Linked DNA regions of Homo sapiens: region 2 is linked to region 1. A link is an interaction called in ENCODE POLR2A ChIA-PET data of the cell type or tissue named here. Cell type or tissue: HepG2. All regions are shown on one strand.

Region 1 (2,500 bases):
CATTTTGTTTATGAGAGCCATCTATGTCATTGTGCCTGATTGCAGAGCATTCTCATTTCTTTATAATATTCCATTCTATAAATATACCACAGTATATTTATCCAACCTACTATTGTCAGGCAGTATTTGGATAGCTTCCAGTTTGGGGGTTTTATGAAGAGTGATGTGATCTGTATTGGTGTTTTAACATTCTTTTGTTAGAGTATTTATTTTGTTGGCAAAATCACTTTTCCCAAGGAATGCCTTCAGCTATGTCCTTAATTCCAAACTAATCTGCACATTCTCTTTTATTTGTTGAGTTAATTAGAGCTGGATCAGTGAGGTCAAAAATGGTAGGACAATTATCAAAGAGTTGGTGAGTCAAATCAACCTTTTATGAAAAACGTAGTTTACAAGTTGAAGCAAACAAGCACAATTTTCTACCTCAAACATTCTAACATGCAGCTTCCTGTAATAAACATTCAGTCTCAGGGTTACAAGTCAGCAGTCTTTGGAGTTATTAAGACAGACCTTGCAATATTATAAAAATGCTCTTTGCCCTTTTTAGTAAACAGTCTTAGAAGTTAAACCTTATAATGACAATACATAGAAGTAAAAATTTAGCTTAAATGTTGTGAAAACTGGTATGTAAATATTTGCTAAACTTCTTATCTGTCGAAGCAAAGGGCAATGGTTAGCCGAGTGTTTTACATTGTCAGAAGTGTTCACGCCAACATCTTAAAATTTCTCTCCATGTTTTCTCATAAACTGCTATTTGAAACTTACAGCCTCTGGTTTCAACATCAATGTTGATTGAGGCTGTATCAAAGATGCTCACAAGTTATTTTATTTTCCACAATGGTATGTATATAAATTCATCTGATAAGAATTACTAAAAGTTTCTCTGAATTCAACTGAATTAAGTAATGTTTTAGAAAATGATTAAGAAATAAAGACACCACTTGGTGTTCTGATGGCTTTATCGCATTCCTTCTTTTACAAGTTAATATTTTAGAAGTGTGAACTATGAAAAGGTAGTACGATTAGTAATGATTTGACTGTTAAACTGAGTCAAAGCATGACTGAGATCTTGAGCAAGCACCTAATGCAAAACATAGAAGAAAGGTATAGAAAATAAGAGGAAAATACAAGGAATGTTTCTTTTTGTTGATTTTATAATATTCTGGACATATAGTCCTTTAAAATTTTTCAGGGCCTGCTTTTAAAAAATCAAGTCCAACATTAACTTCAAAGAATCTAGCCACTTCTGTGGAAAACCAGGTCCACTGGTCAGGTCAACTGGGTTAAATAGTGCATAAATAGTCCTTCAAGGCCAGATAAGGAAGATGGTGAATAGATTTGGTAATATTTGCCTTTTAAATGGTTTACATTTTTCAAAGAAATTAGTTTGTCTCCATGTTAGTAATAGTTTTTTTGTTTTAATTTCAATAGCTTTTGAGGTGCAAGGGGGTTTTGGTTACATAGATGCATTGTATAGCGGTGAAGTCTGAGATTTGATTGTACCTGTCACCAGAATAGTGTACATTGTACCCAATATATAGTTTTTATCCCTCGTCCCCCTCCCACCCTTCCCTTCTGAGTCTCCAATGTCCATTATACTACTCTGTATGTCTATGCATACCCAGAGCTTAGCTCCCACCTATAGGTGAGAACATATGGTATTTGACTTATGACTTAGGAATGTTTAACATGTTGAATTAGAGAGGGCAGATAGACAAGCCATCAGTAATAAGCAAAGCAAGAAAATTAGCATATCTGAGAAGCAATGATAGTTGAAACAGGGAAACCTGGAAAATAGGAAGGAACTCTAAGGATAGGAACATATTAAAAGCAAATAAGTAAACATTTCTGTAGTGCATATGTGTGGAGGGGAGGCAGGAAACTATGCCAAGGTACCTGCCCTCAAAAAAAATCTTATGACAAATAGGTGGAGAGCTAGGGGCAAAGATGGAGCTTGTTGTAGGTGGGGTTCTCCGGATGAAGACTGCAAATTCATGTGAAAGTTATTTATTTAGTAGATATTCCCAAGTAGAGAATGGGAAGTGGGACTGGGATGGGAAGGAGGCCAAGCAAGGGTGCAGCATCCAGCAAATCCCCATGGAGGGTAACTTAGGCTCCATGCTGAGGGAGTTCTGGGGACATGTGGAGGTCACATCTCAGAGTTGTTTCCATCATGAGTAAAGGGACTGCAGCGTTTATACTCCTAGGCTGTCAGTCATCAGTCAAGGGCTACCCCTAGAGGCACTTCGAACTCTCTTATTGCACAGGCAAAGCAGGTGCTAGTAGCCTAGGGCAGCCCGCCAGCAAGGATCGGCAGGTGTTGCTGTTGAGAGCGAATGCATGTCATGCAGGAAGCAGGTGTGAGCAAAAATACTAAAGGGATCCAGGGGGATAATGGCAGAGTTCTAACAGCATCTGCAATGGGCTGTAAAGCATCATTATTAAAACTGGGGCAACATCACCAAAATAGATGGAGCAGGCAGGATTGGAGAGTGAGAAA
Region 2 (2,500 bases), 210 kb after region 1:
CACTCACACAATTTTTGTGATTAAAGCTGCAGAGTTTCCAAACATGGAGATTTGGGATTCAGCTGGTGGTCAAAGAATAGAGTTCCATTTAATTCCATAGTGTTCTGCAAAGACACTTCCAGTTGAGGTCTGGCTACGGGCTGGTCTTAAATACAAGTCACTAAAAAAGAATTTTTTAAAAAAAGTATCTTTTCCAGTTGCAGACTCAAATTTGCATTCAAAAGCACAAATATAAAGTTTTAAAAAACATAACCACAATAACAGCCATGTTTTAAAGCAAGAGTTCAATAAAGTTTGAAAATTTTTTTTCATGGCGATGAGTAGGAACTGGTGGTCCTTGGGTTTTTGCTTCAAAATGGTTTGTGGACTGAAAAAAAAAAAATGTGAGAACCACTGTTCTAACCAACCAAAGTAAATTGATAGTTACAAAATGGGAACGTTTATTCTCTGAAGGAATACTTTATACTGAGATTTTTGCTTAATGTCAAAGCAACTGTTTTCAACATCAGTTTGAAATGAAATTTTAATGTATTATCTCCCTCATGAATTAGTGTTTATAAACAAGAAAATTTAGAGGGTCTTTTCAGTTCTAGCAAAATGAAAACTAAAGTAAAACAGTAGCTTATTAAAGCTTCCAGAATGGCTTCTCAGTTCCTTGTCAAGTATCAAAGCCCCATAATTCTTTCCCTTCAAATGACTCTTGGAAGAAAATGACACCTCTAAGGATTAAACATTTCGGAAACCAATAAAAGAAGAAGACATTAAAGCATGTCTGACACAGGCCTCTCCTTCATAGTTCCCTCTTCCTCTCATTCTCCCTACATAAGTATGAGTCAGGTAATGTTCACTTTGAATCATATATTTGTTAGTTTATTTTGAGCATTACATAAACTAGATTTTGATCATAGCCTATGAGGCAATTGACCTGTAATCATTTGCATTTCAACATATGTAGCTCAAAAAACAGAAGAGTAAGTTGCTCTACATTCTTTTATTTGCATTTCACAGGTTACTTACAGTATCATTTTTTGTGATACAAGAGTGCCCTAAAGAAATAGATCACACTACAATAAAATGCTCACACAGCAAATGGAACGAGGTAACTTTCAAGAGTGAGATATTTGAATTACATTATGTATGCAGGAGTACTCCCTTTCTGCAGCTGATAACAATACCTCCATTTATTGAATGTTTCCTATGTGGCAGGCACCATGCTTAATGCTTTACAGACATTACCTCCATTTAATCTTCCCACCAATCATACAAGGCAAGTATTATTATTCCTATTTTCAGATGAGAAAAACAAAGTTTATTCTGCAAATATTTGTTGAACAGCAACTACATGCCGGTCTAAGCAAAGCTGAAGCTAAGATAAAGAATCCTGAAGTTTGGACACAGGCCTGTCTCTGCTCTTATCATGACCCCATCCTGCCTAACTGGAAAGAATGTTAAACATTTCATGTATTTGTATTATAGATTGTCTTCACCTTTATAGATTTTACTGTCTTTCATCATATGCAACTCTAAAATCTTTGAACTTTGTATCTGGAAGGGAACCTAGAACCTTACATTTTCCAAAATTTGAATTTTCTCAAATAAAATGTTCAAATTGATGTAGAAATGCCTGTTCTTTAAGATCTGTGTCAATCAGGAAAATAGCCTTAATAATTTTTATTGGAGACATTTCAAGGAAAAAACAAAATTCACACACATGAAACATATGTAACCATGTATTTTGTTAAACTATTGTCTTATATGAGATAAGATTTGAGCCTAAATCTTACCTTTCTTTCTCTCTGAAAAGAAAGTTAAATAGTCTCTGGCTATTACCTTTCCTTTTTTTGTGAAAAAATAAATAGGCTTTGGATAAATATGAATCGAAATAAATATGCTTTGGATAATATAATTTGGATAATCCAGATGAAAGGAAAAAACTTTTTCCTAGAGGTGATGATGATTACACTTTTGGGATTTTCTACAGTAGTGACAAATCTATATGTACAGAGCTGTGAACTTTGGATGTATATGAGGTAGAGATTGTGCCATGAGCCATAGTTAGTCATCTTGCAACTTTTCCAGACTGATGTAACTCTATTTTTTGAACAAATGTTATTTTGTTAAATAAATGCCCATTTAAACTTGTATACAAAGGTTATAATTATAGCAGGAAATTGTTGGGGGCAGAGGAGGTTAAATCTAGTTGTCCCGTCATACATTAGGAATGATTTCTTGGAAACCTCCTTCAGATTTTCTACTGAGGTTTGCTGTTTCGCTCTACTGTAGTTTCAAGTAAGAACTTTCCAATATTTTGGTTCTGACTGGGAGATTTGTTGGGGAGGGTGGGGATCAGTAGGTAACTGAATCAGCCCTTTCTGCTGATTCTGCACTAAGGAAGCCAAAAAGACATTGGAATCTGAAGATATCACTTAACATTATATGACTTGTAGGAATACATAAAAGTCTCGAAAGCCACATATGTAAGTATACATTTATAGTAGCC

What was found. ChIA-PET counts read pairs that join two places held together with the same protein. Peaks named below come from ENCODE experiments on the same cell type or tissue, not always from the same donor. Only the 100,000 strongest peaks of a DNase experiment are listed, where the experiment ranks them.
Region 2: POLR2A ChIA-PET joins it to region 1 with 6 read pairs; 2 of 35 experiments call an interaction of 5 or more read pairs at or near these places.

Annotation. Positions count from the first base shown.
Region 1 is chrX:20,478,111-20,480,610 of GRCh38, reverse strand. No RefSeq gene overlaps it. Among named protein-coding and RNA genes, the nearest start is that of RPS6KA3, 210 kb to the right of the region's middle. In HepG2, no CTCF peak of the experiment used is centred here; DNase peaks (open chromatin) are centred at 490 and 1,450.
Region 2 is chrX:20,270,306-20,272,805 of GRCh38, reverse strand. No RefSeq gene overlaps it. Among named protein-coding and RNA genes, the nearest start is that of RPS6KA3, 4.6 kb to the right of the region's middle. In HepG2, no CTCF peak of the experiment used is centred here; DNase peaks (open chromatin) are centred at 1,315 and 2,035.